3 separate regions of the Homo sapiens genome follow, and regions 2 and 3 are each linked to region 1. Evidence: read pairs that join two places in POLR2A ChIA-PET (ENCODE). Cell type or tissue: GM12878. All regions are shown on one strand. Region 1 overlaps SBNO1 (strawberry notch homolog 1). Region 2 overlaps MPHOSPH9 (M-phase phosphoprotein 9). Region 3 overlaps RILPL1 (Rab interacting lysosomal protein like 1).

What was found. ChIA-PET counts read pairs that join two places held together with the same protein. Peaks named below come from ENCODE experiments on the same cell type or tissue, not always from the same donor. Only the 100,000 strongest peaks of a DNase experiment are listed, where the experiment ranks them.
Region 2: POLR2A ChIA-PET joins it to region 1 with 6 read pairs; 4 of 35 experiments call an interaction of 5 or more read pairs at or near these places.
Region 3: POLR2A ChIA-PET joins it to region 1 with 6 read pairs; 2 of 35 experiments call an interaction of 5 or more read pairs at or near these places.

The regions. Positions count from the first base shown.
Region 1 is chr12:123,338,912-123,342,911 of GRCh38, forward strand. It overlaps SBNO1 (strawberry notch homolog 1), which reads right to left. Exons shown (of 32, transcript NM_001167856.3): 5 at 2,077-2,177. Among named protein-coding and RNA genes, the nearest start is that of MIR8072, 24 kb to the right of the region's middle. RefSeq lists a silencer at 2,257-2,480. In GM12878, no CTCF peak of the experiment used is centred here; a DNase peak (open chromatin) is centred at 1,820.
Region 2 is chr12:123,197,137-123,201,136 of GRCh38, forward strand. MPHOSPH9 (M-phase phosphoprotein 9) reads right to left here. Exons shown (of 24, transcript NM_022782.4): 12 at 1,111-1,198. Among named protein-coding and RNA genes, the nearest start is that of MPHOSPH9, 34 kb to the right of the region's middle. In GM12878, no CTCF peak of the experiment used is centred here; no DNase peak of the experiment used is centred here.
Region 3 is chr12:123,480,952-123,484,951 of GRCh38, forward strand. It overlaps RILPL1 (Rab interacting lysosomal protein like 1), which reads right to left. Exons shown (of 7, transcript NM_178314.5): 6 at 3,229-3,321. Among named protein-coding and RNA genes, the nearest start is that of SNRNP35, 25 kb to the left of the region's middle. In GM12878, no CTCF peak of the experiment used is centred here; no DNase peak of the experiment used is centred here.

The sequences.
Region 1 (4,000 bases):
GCCCCCCCCCCCCTCCCCGACTAGTTTGGTTGATGGGCTATCAGTTTGCAGTCTCTCTGAGATGTTACTTAACTGCTAAGCCAATAAAAAACTTTTGGTATATAATGGACTGAAATGGAAATGTGAGAACCACATAAAACATTTCTTGAAGAAATATGCATTCTTAGTTTCCAAAAATCACCTTCCAAGTGCTGTTGGTAGACAATCACTAAGTAAACTGGGTACCGCCAGTAGCACTATTGTTCTCCTGGTTCCCATTCAAAACCTCAGCTACAGTTTGCTGCACTGTCTCCAATTCCATATTCTAGAACCAAGTCCCAAAATTCTTTTGGTATCGTTATGTACAGTCATCTCTTTTTTTCCTTTCCCCTCTCCGTTTTTCAATCCCCTCTGCAAGGTCTCTAGTACCCCTTCTTACTTCCCCCTTAGGTTAACCAACTTTCCAACCTCTCTCTTTTGCCTACTCCTACTCATCCCGAATCTGTCTTCCCTACCCCTTTACTCAGTCTGCACCCCAACTTCTCCTGAATCACTAACAGGTCCCTCCATGTCTACTGGCTCAATGGTGCTAGACTAAGTCCAAAGTCCTTCAAACTCAATTCAGCACAGGGCACCTTGGCCTCCCAGCACTTTGGGAGGCCGAGCTGGAGGGATCACTTGAGGTCAGGTATTCGAGACCAGCCTGGCCAATGTGGTAAAACCCCGTCTCTACTAAAAACACAAAAATTAGCCAGGGCTGGTGGTGGGCACCTGTAATCCCACCTACTCAGGAAGCTGAGGCAGAAGAATCGCTCGAACCTGGGAGGCGGAGATTGCAGTGAGCCAAGATTGCACCACTACACTCCAGCCTGGTCAACAGAGCAAGACTCCATCTCAAAAACAACAACAACAATAAAAACCTCAATTCAGGACCCTCCATGGAGCCCAGACCTACTATTCCCACTTCTTTCTACAAGCTAAGCTTCCTGGCTTATTTTCACCGAAGCACATACTCACTACCTCCCCTCTGTGCCCATTAATCCTTTAGCTCCCTTCCTAATATCCCACCTCAAAGTCTCGTCATACTCAAAACCCAAGCTCCATTATTCCCTCTCCATAAAGTCCACCAGGCCACTAGAGTTCAGGAAGGTCACCTCTTCCTCCAAATTCCTAACCTTTATTGTGAGTAGCACATTGCATACCATTTGATGTACTTTTCATTATTACTACTTAATCCAGATGGTTGTCAAATTTTGCTTACTGAAGGTAGAATCATGTAATAAATATACTTCTTGTAGAAACCTACTACATATTAACAATGTTATACATGGAGAATTTATTAAATAAATGTATGGAATCAATTGATCCAAAGCATACAGCATTTTCAAAATGTTAAGAATTCTAACCAGGCCGGGTGCAGTGGCTCACGCCTGTAATCTCAGCACTTTCGGAGGCTGAGGCGGGCAGATTACCTGAGGTCAGGAGTTCGAGACCATCCTGGCCAACATGGTGAAACCCCATTTCTACTAAAAATACAAAAATTAGCCAAGCATGGTGGCACATGCCTGTAATCCCAGCTACTTGAGAGGCTGAGGTGGGAGAATCACTTGAACCTGGGAGGTGGAGGTTACAGTGAGCCAAGATAGCACCACTGCACTCCAGCCTGGGCGATAAGAGTAAGACTCTGTCTCAAAAAAAAAAAAAAAAAAAAAAAAGAATCACTCATAACCAGATCATTATATGATCTGTCAATGCATTATGAGCTTTCTATTCAAGTTCGGTCCTAAAATGAACACAGTTATCAAATACTTTTCGTTAACCCCACATTGTCTTTTTTTCTGCTCAGATGAGATTTTTAACAGTAAGATATCAGTACTGCATGTTAGTGCCACACTCCATCAATCTGCAAGTTTTAACCACCCTGGTTAGTATCTATATTACTCCAGCGAGGTTTAAGCATATCCATTAGTTCCCACGCCTGTATAGCTTCTTCCCAACCCAAAAACAGCTTTCTGAGGGTTGTTCCATATAGAACACTTTTAGTTGAGTACACTCTCATACTACACAAAAATAAAGACACAGTTATTTGAAACTCACCATGGTTGGGGAAAAACTCCTCATCTTCATGTCGTTTATCCACATTCTAGCTCCTTCTTTATTAGAAGACTCTTTCTTTACTGTACCATTGCTTACATCAGCTGAGGAGGAAAAAGTCAAATTACATTTAGAAGAAAATTCTGAACTTATTTTCCCATTATTTAAAAATCCAGAAGTTTAAGGCTGCTGCGGTGGCTCACACCTGTAATCCCAGCATTTTTGGGACACCAAGGCGGGTGAATTACAAGGTCAGGAGTTCAAGACCAGCCTGGCCAAGATTGTGAAACCGCATCTCTACTAAAAATACAGAAACAAGCTGGGCGTGGTGGCGGGCACCTGTAATCCCAGCTACTCGGGAGACTGAGGCAGAGAATTGCTTGAACCTGGGAGGTGGAGGTTGAAATGAGCCGAGATTGCACCACTGCACTTCAGCCTGGGTGACAGAACAAGACTTTGTCTAAAAAAATAAAAATAAAAAACCCAGAAGTTTACATATTTCAAAAACCAAAGAATGTCAATCTGCCTATAACTAATTTATTTTTATTTATTTATTTTTGGAGTTTCACTCTTGTTGCCCAGGATGGAGTGCGTTGGCGCAATCTCAGCTGACTGCAACCTCCTCCTCCCGAGTTCAAGCGATTCTCCTGCCTCAGACCCCCAAGTAGCTGGGATTACAGGAATGCGCCACCATGCCTGCCTAATTTTGTAATTTTTTTTTTAAGTAAAAACGGAGTTTCTCCATGTTGGTCAGGCTGGTCTTGAACTCCCAACCTCAGGTGATCTGCCCACTTTGGCATCCCAAAGTGCTGGGATTACAGGCGTGAGCCACCGCACCTGGCCTCTATTACTAATTTAAATTAAGCACAGGCATGAAAACATGTAAACCCATGTGTCTTTATGGAAGTAAAGAATTAACTTTAGAAAACAACTCAAAAGGAACGTGTGCAAGGGAAGCTTGAAAATTATTTATCAGAAAGATACCCAAAAGCCAGCATTACTTTGAGACACTTCATTTGACTCATTAAAAATAAACAAGGCCGGCGCAGTGGCTCACGCCTGTAATCCCAGCACTTTGGGAGGCCGAGGAGGCCCAGTCTCTACTAAAAATACAAAATTAGCCGGGCATGGTGGCGCATGCTCATAATCCCAGCTACTTGGGAGGCTGAGGCAGAGAACTGCTTGAACCCGGGAGGCGGAGGCTGCAGTGAGCTGAGATTGCATCATTGAACTCCAGCCTGGGCAACAAGAGTAAAACTCTGTCTCAAAAAAATTAATTAATTAATTAATTAAAATTTAAAAAAATACAAAAAAAAATTAGCTGGGCGTGGTGGCGGGCGCCTGTAGTCCCAGCTACTAGGGAGGCTGAGGCAGGAGAATGGCATGAAAACAGGAGGCAGAGCCTGCAATGAGCCGAGATCGCGCCACTGCACTCCAGCCTGGGCGACAGATCAAGACTCTCAAAAAAGAAAAAAAACAAAAAAACCCAAAACCTGGGGTTATCACCCAAACAGAATCAATTTCATGTGATCTGGTGGTACTTACTAATTTTCAAGGCAAAATAATTATTTCTAGAAGAAGAAAAATCAATTTGGGAACTCCTTACTTCCTCCTGCTCCCAGAGTAAAGATCTAAACAATGAACACTTTCTTCTATACCACTGGTTTTCAAACTCTTTTAAATATAGCAATAAAATCTCAGAATCCACTTATCAATCAGCAGAGCTACTTGACTGAATAGGGGTGGGAGGTATCCAGTCCAGAACCCCTGGAACCAGCCTTCAGCCTCCAAGAATCCCTGAAGTCCTCACAGTACCTGGAATTCTTGAGATAGAGGTGCGGAAATCACTGCCTTTAGGGAAGAGAGTGCTAACATCAGGAGAGCTGATCAGCATTTCATCTATTCTAGCAAAAGATGAAGAGTATTT
Region 2 (4,000 bases), 140 kb before region 1:
TTAAAAGGGTAAGTTTTATGGTATGCAAATTATATTGCAAAAAATTAAAAAAAAATTTTTTTTTGAGACAGGGTCATGCTCTCTTGCCCAGGCTACAGTGCTGTGGCGCAATCATGATCCCTGCAGCCTCAACTTCCTGGGATCAAGTCATCCTCCTGCCTCAGTCTCCCGAGTAGCTGGGACCACAGCTGTGCACCACCATGCCCAGCTAATTTGTAGAGACAGAGGTCTCTGTATGTTACCCAGGCTGGTCTCGAACTCCTGGGCTCAAGCAACTCTCCCACCTCAGCCTCCCAAAGTGCTAGGATTACTGACATGAGCCACCACACCTGGCCAAAAGGTAAGTTTTAAAAGGGTAAAGTTTAGGCCAGGTGCGGTGGCTCACACCTGTAATCCCGGCACTCTGGGAGGCCGAGGTGGGTGGATCACGAGGTCAGGCATTACAAACCAGCCTGACCCCCATGGTGAAACCCCATCTCTAGTAAAAACACAAAAATTAGCTGGGCACGGTGGCATGCACCTGTAGTCCCAGCTACTAGGGAGGCTGAGGCAGGAGAATCGCCTGAACCTGGGAGGCGAAGGTTGCAGTGAGCTGAGATCGCGCAACTGCACTACAGCCTGGGCGACAGAGCGAGACTCCATCTCAAAAAAAAGAAAAAAAAAAAAAAAGGGTGCAGTGGCTCACGCCTGTAATCCCAGCACTTTGGGAGGCCGAGGCAGGAGGATCACAAGGTCAGGAGATCGAGACCATCCTGGCTAACACGGTGAAACCCCGTCTCTACTAAAAAATACAAAAAATTAGCTGGGCGTGGTGGAGGGCGCCTGTAGTCCCAGCTACTCAGGAGGCTGAGGCAGGAGAATGGCGTGAACCCGGGAGGCGGAGCTTGCAGTGAGCCAAGACCGCGCCACTGCACTCCAGCCTGGGCAACAGAGCGAGACTCCGTCTCAAAAAAAAAAAAAAGGGTAAAGTTTATAGCATTATATGAAGCCAACAGCACTAAAAATATAAACTTCATAAGCCTTCCTTAAAAAGACAAGAAACATAACTGATGTTATCACGAAATAATTCATTTGTCTCACCAGAACACCCACCAAAAAAAGAGTACTTACCACTTCAATTTCCAGTAAGTTATTCTTATTTTCAAGTGTTCTCACGCGACTAGTAGCTTCATGCAAAGCACTATCTAATTGGCCACATCTAAAAACCATAAATTTAGCTTCAATTAGAAGATAAAATTATTACCCTTAAAAGTATTACATAAATCTAACCAATTCTCTAATATATAACATAAGACAAATTCTCCAGTGTTAACTAAGACTCAGGATGCCATTTTAATAGAATATAGCCCAATGAATCTAATAATATAGTATGTAGAGAAAAGGCTAAAATTGGCCAGGCACAGTGGCTCACACCTGTAATACTAACACTTTGGGAGGCTGAGGCAGGCAGATCACTTGAGGCCAGGAGTTCAAGATCAGCCTGGCCAACATGGTGAAACCCTATCTCTACTAAAAATACAAAAATTAGCTGGGCATGGTGGCATGTGCCTGTAGTCCCAGCTACTCAGGAGGCTGAGGTGGGAGGGTGGCTTGAACCTGGGAGGCTGAGGTTGCAGCGGGCTGAGATCACAACACTGCACTCCAGCCTGAGTGACAGAGTGAGAACCTGTCTCAAAAAAAAAAAAAAAAAAAAAAAAAGCCTAAAATAATTTTTTTAAAAGATATAAAAAAAAGACATGCATAAAATAGCTTGATCTTAGCTTGAAAAAAATCTGTATCTATATATATGCATTATGATTTCTGGAAAAATGCAAAAAATTAAATTTGGATTTGGGATTTGGGACTAGAGGTTGGGGTAGGGAGATTTACTTTTTTCTTTCTTTTTTTGAGACAGGATCTCACTCCATAACCCAGGTTGAAGTACAGTGGTGCAATCACGGTTCACTGCAGACTTAACCTTCTGGGATCAAGCAACCCTCCTGCCTCAACCTCCTGAGTATGCACCACCACACACAGCTAATTTGATTTTTTGTAGAGATGGGATCTCACTTTGTTGCCCAGGCTGGTCTCAAACTCCTGGACTCATGCGATCCAATTTACTTTTCATATTATGACCTTCTGTACTATTTCGAATTTAGCACGAATATAACTATTCTTATAATTAACTTCCTTTGTAAAGTTAATTATCACAGATCCTCAAAATAACAAAATACATAGAAGAATTCAGTTACCATCTTGACTCGGTGTTTAACATAGTATGAATAATAAAAGCTTTATTTATTTAGCACTGACTATACACCAGGTCTTTAAGCACGTTTCGTTTATCCTCACAATTCTGTCCATTAAGACTATCATTGGTCCCAGCCAGGCATGGTGGCTCACGCCTGTAATCCCAGCACTTTGAGAGGCCGAGGCCGGTGGATCACAAGGTCAGGAGATCGAGACCATCCTGGCTAAACCATCCTGGATAATACGGTGAAACCCCGTCTCTACTAAAATACAAAAAATTAGCCGGGCATGGTGGCGGGCGCCTGTAGTCCCAGCTACTCGGGAGGCTGAGGCAGGAGAATGGCATGAACCTGGGAGGCGGAGCTTGCAGTGAGCCGAGACAGCACCACTGTACTCCAGCCTAGGCGACAGAGACTCCATCTCAAAAAAAAAAAAAAAGAAAGAAAGAAAAAAAGATTATCATTGATCCCATTTTACAGTTGAGAAAACAAAGACAGTTCAGTTCCTCACTGAAAGTCACACAGATTGTAAGCAGTCACACTGGGAACATAAGCTGGGCACTCCTAGTTCATGATCCTAACCACTGTGCATTAATGCGGCACAGACATGAAATACTGATGAGACTATTCTTGAAAAAAAATCACTCAAATAATCAAGTGTGTGTTAATTGTATTTGACTTTTTTCAGTACTATGGATTCTAATGTGCCAGAGGATCACTGTCCCAAGTTCTAAATCCGTGACATAGTAATCTGATATCACAGCTGGCTAATGGCTCCATTTGTAACACCAGGGGGATTCTCCAATTTGCAATTTTAAGTTTGGAAAAAACCAGTGTATACACTGATAACAATGGTTTTTTATCTTGGGGGAAATCATTTCTCCAGTTCTAAATGACTGCCACGTATTTTGTTTCTACTGTCCTCTGTAACACAGCTTTTTTTTTTTTTAACCATAAGCCAGATCAAATCTTTTTTGGGAAGAGGAGAAAATAATGTACTGCTATTCATTTTACACAGTGATTACATCTACTCCAGTAACCAAGCCTGCCACTGTTATTAACTGCTATAATACAGCCATTTACTTAAAACCCTGGCTTCCAATTTGCTCCACCTATATTTGCTCATTGCCCTACACGCTCAAACATCTTCTAGTCATAAAAATGTTTTGACTGGCTATAATTTATTCTAGGTACCTTCTTTAGGACTGTTTTTAATCTTCAAAAGTTCACTGGCGGGCTTCTTTCATACTTGTTTTCCTACAGGAAGTAACTACAGTCATCTTTGCATTTTTTTTTTTTTTTTTGAAACTGAGTCTCACTCTGTCGCCCAGGCTGGAGTGCAGGAGTGCAGTGACACAATTTCGGCTCACTGTAACCTCTGCCTCTCGGGTTCAAGTGATTCTCCTGCCTCAGCCTCCCGAGTATCTGGGACTACAGGTGCGCACCACCACATCCAGCTGCTTTTTGTATATTTAGTAGAGACAGAGTTTCAATATGTTGTCTAGGCTGGTCTTGAACTCCTAACCTCTAGTGATCTGCCTGCCTCGGCCTCCCAAACTGCTGGGATTACAGGTGTGAGCCACCACACTCAGCCTCATCTTTGCCTTCTAAACAAAAACAATAATAAAAAAACCAACTTCCCATAACCTGCTATCTACTGTTTGTGTCGTAAAAAACCTAAACCTGTCTCTTTTCTTTTGGTTTGGCTCTTTTTCAAATTACTTTTCCCTACCATTGTACCCCCACACTACTAAATGCAAAATGAAAGCTGT
Region 3 (4,000 bases), 140 kb after region 1:
GTGATTGGGTTAGGGATAGTCATGTGACCCAGCTGGAGCCAATGGGACTCATTTCTGTGACTGATGGAAATCTTGGGAACAGAGACTCTGCACTGGAGTTTCAGACAGAAGAAAATGAAACCTGGCCGGGCGCGGTGGCTCACGCCTGTAATCCCAGCACTTTGGGAGGCCGAGGCGGGTGGATCACCTGAAGTCAGGAGTTAGAGACCAGCCTGGCCAACATGGTGAAACTCCGTCTCTACTAAAATTACAAAACTTAGCCGGGCGTAGAGGCAGATGCCTCTAATCCCAGCTACTCGGGAGGCTGAGACAGGAGAGAACTGCTTGAACCCGGGAGGTGGAGGCTGCAGTGAGCTGAGATTGTGCCACTGCACTCCAGCCTCGGCAATGGAGTGAGACTCCCTCTCAAAAAAAAAAAAAAAGAAAGAAAGAAAATGAAACCTGAGCCAAGGGCTGCCATGCTGCCATCCTCAGGCTGGACTGGACACCCAAGAATGGAGCCCACAGAGGAAAACCAAGCCAGGGGTGGAGGAAACAAGGCCTGGATCCAGCTGAGCCCCACGCTGTGGCAAGTTGGAACTTTTAGTTCCTTAGCCAAATTTGTTTTCTTTTTTTTTTTTTTGAGGCGGAGTTTCACTCTTGTTGCCCAAACTGGAGTGCAATGGCACGATCTTGGCTCACTGCAACCTCTGTCTCCCAGGTTCAAGCGATTCTCCTGCCTCAGCCTCCCAAGTAGCTGGGATTACAGGTGTGTGCCACCACGCCCGGCTGATTTTTGTATTTTTAGTGGAGATGGGGTTTCTCCGTATTGGTCAGGCTGGTCTCAAACTCCCGACCTCAGCTGATCCACTCGCCTCGGCCTCCCAAAGTGCTGGGATTACAAGCCTGAGCCACCGAGCCCAGCCCCAAATTTGTTTTGTTTTCTTTTTTCTTTTTTGAGATGGAGTCTCGCTCTGTCGCTCAGAGGCTGGAGTACAATGGCACAATCTCAGCTCACTGCAACCTCTGCCTCCCGGGTTCAAGCAATTTTCCTGCCTCAGCCTCCTGAGTAGCTGGGACTACAGGCATGTGACCACCACGCCCAGCTAATTTTTGTAGTTTTAGTAGAAATGAGGTTTCACCATGTTGGCCAGGTTGGTCTTGAACTTCTGACCTCATGATCCACCCACCTAGACCTCCCAAAGTGCTGGGATTACAGGCGTGAGCTACTGCGCCTGGCCTCCAAATTCGTTTTCTTAGGTTACTTTGAGTTGAGTTTCAATTGCAAATGGAAGGTTACTACTGAATCCATGATCTAAATGGTGTTGGGATCTAGAGGAAGCTTTTCTGGTGCCATGCGTCTTCCCTAGGAAATGTTTATCTCTAACCAGAACTGGGGCCACACTCCCTCCCCAGTGCATCAGGGACCTGGGGCCAAACTCCTAAGCAGCCTGAATGAAGCTGGAAGGGAGTCGTGCACCAGCCTGTACTCTCTAGCAATATCCGGCTAATTTTAAATTTTTTTGTAGAGACAGAGTCTCACTACGTGGCCCAGGTTGGTCTCAAACTCCTGGCCTCAAGTGATCCTTCTGCCTTGGCCTTTCAGAGTGCTGGGATTACAGATGTGAGCTGCCATGCCCAGCAAAGGGCATCATTTTCTTTCTTTCTTTTTTATCCCTCTCTCTCTCTCTTTTTTTTTTTTTTTCGAGACAGGGTTTCGCTCTGTCACCCTAGCTGGAGTGCAGTGGTACAATCTTGGCTCACTGAAGCCTCAACCTCCTGGGCTCAAACAATCCTCCCACTTCAGCCTCCCAAGTAGCTGGGACCATACCCAGCTAATTTTTGTATTTTTTGTAGAGAGGTGGTTTCACCATGTTGCCCAGGTTGGTCTTGAACTCCTGAGCTCAAGTGATCCTCCCACCTCTGCCTCCCAAAATGCTGAGATTACAGGTGTGAGCTACCGCACCCAGCCCCAAGGGCACCATTTTCTAAGAGGAGAGGGCCCAGCAGTGACAAACCTGCACGGCTCTGCATTGTCTACTCACAGGGCAAGAACTAACCAAGAATTTCCAAACATAACTGGATTTTAAAGGTTGGGGTATATGGGTAACACTCCACTTCCTCTCCCTACACGATCCGACTGGCTTTCCAACCCACACGCCCTGTTTTCACAAAGTTTCTTGTGGGTTTTGGAGGAAAGAACTGAAACCTCTTCTGTACTAAGCCTTGGATAGAACTGGAAGGCAGGCCCAGAGCCTGGAAGACCGTCTCAGGGGAGAGAATGCAGCTCCAACACTGCAAGCACAAGGCTGTCTTGCAGAGAGCTCACAGTGTGGGCTCTGGGGCCAGGCTACCTGGGTTTGAGCCCTGGTTCTGCCTCTTATTAGCTGAATGACCCTAGGCAGGTGCCTCTGTTTCCTTAACTATAAAATGGGAATGATGATGCTTCCACCCCACAACACCATGCTGAGGACTCAATGAGATATTCTGTGGGAACAGGACCCAGCACGTGTTAGCTTCTTAGTAGATACTGTCTAACAAAACCAGAGGTGTTAACCCTTTATCTGAAGAGTCTTAGAGGTCCATGAACCTCCTGAAATTGTTCACAAATTTTACAGATTTCTCTGGGGGAAATTTCAGGAGGTTTTATCACAACCTCAAAGGAATCTGTTGATGCCAAGAACCACTGAAGTAGCTTAAAGTCTAGTTGAGGGCAGGGACTAGGTCACTCTTTTTTGCGGGGTTCTCCTGCAGCAACCAAGGCCTGACTCTGCATGCGTTATGCAGTAACCCCTGCTTAATGGACAGAGGGCTACATGGATGAGTCATCAGAGAACTGCATAGATGGGGTGGACCCAGGGCCACCTGACATCTCAGAGCTGAGGTCTCAAGCTTCAGATGCACAACCCACCCCTACCTCGCTACCCTTATTTCCTGTCCTCAAAGGCCCAGAGATGCACCCCACCCCCATGAAACACACTCCAGCAAGCTCCTGAGTATCAGCCACTGGCCCAAGCCTCTCCCCTCTCGCCTCCCGCACTCCCCAAACCTCTCTGCCCAGAGACCCCCAGGAGGGACTCAGCATTCAGGAAGGGAGATGAACTCAAAGTCGGGGGCCAGGCCAGACGTCTCAGCAGGATGTGGTTAGTCACAAGCCTGGCCCTGGGAGCAGGTGCCAAGGAGGAAAAGTCAAAGGACACGTGAACCGCCAGGTCAGCCGAGCGCAGAAGCTGGCAGCGCATCACTTACAGTCGCTTGATGCCCGACTCCGGCTGGGGGGACGTCCTCGGGTGGGCGATGGGTGGGGGTTGGGGTATTCGGTTTTCCTCTTCCATTTCTTCACTGGAAGGAGATGAGAGGCGTGAGATAAAAGAGTCAAAAGTTCCTTGAGAACTGGAACATTCCAGAAGAGAAGTGTCTGATGGTCTGAGAGGGTGCATGCTTTTTAGGGGACCCGCATCTGTATTTCCAGTTTATTCTGAAGAGTCCAGCCAAATAGAACCACTCCCCGTTTCCTGTCCTTACACAGGCTTCCCTGTCGCTACACCTCTGTGGTTTCTTCTACCCAGAATATACCTGTCACTCCTCAACATCTCCCATATCTAAATACTACCCTATCCTTTCAGGAAGGCCCAGTTCAAATGCTGCTTCCTCCAGGAGGCCTTCCGATTTCCACCCCATCCACAAACTCGAAGAAGTGATCTCTCCCACTCTCCCATCTTTTTTTTTTTTTTTTTTTTTTGAGACAGGGTCTCATTCTGTTGCCCAGGCTCGAGTGCAGTGGTACAAACATACATAGCTCACTGCAGCCTTGACCTTGGGCTGAAATGATCCTCCTGCTTCAGCCTCCCAAGTGGCTGGGACTACAGGGTGAGCCACCATACCTGGCTAATTTTTAAAAATTTTTGTGTAGAGATGGGGGTCCCACTATGTTGCCCAGGCTGGTTTCGAGTCCTGGGTTCAAGTGATCCGCCTGCCTCGGCCTCGCAAAGTGCTGGGATGACAGGCATGAGCCACCGCG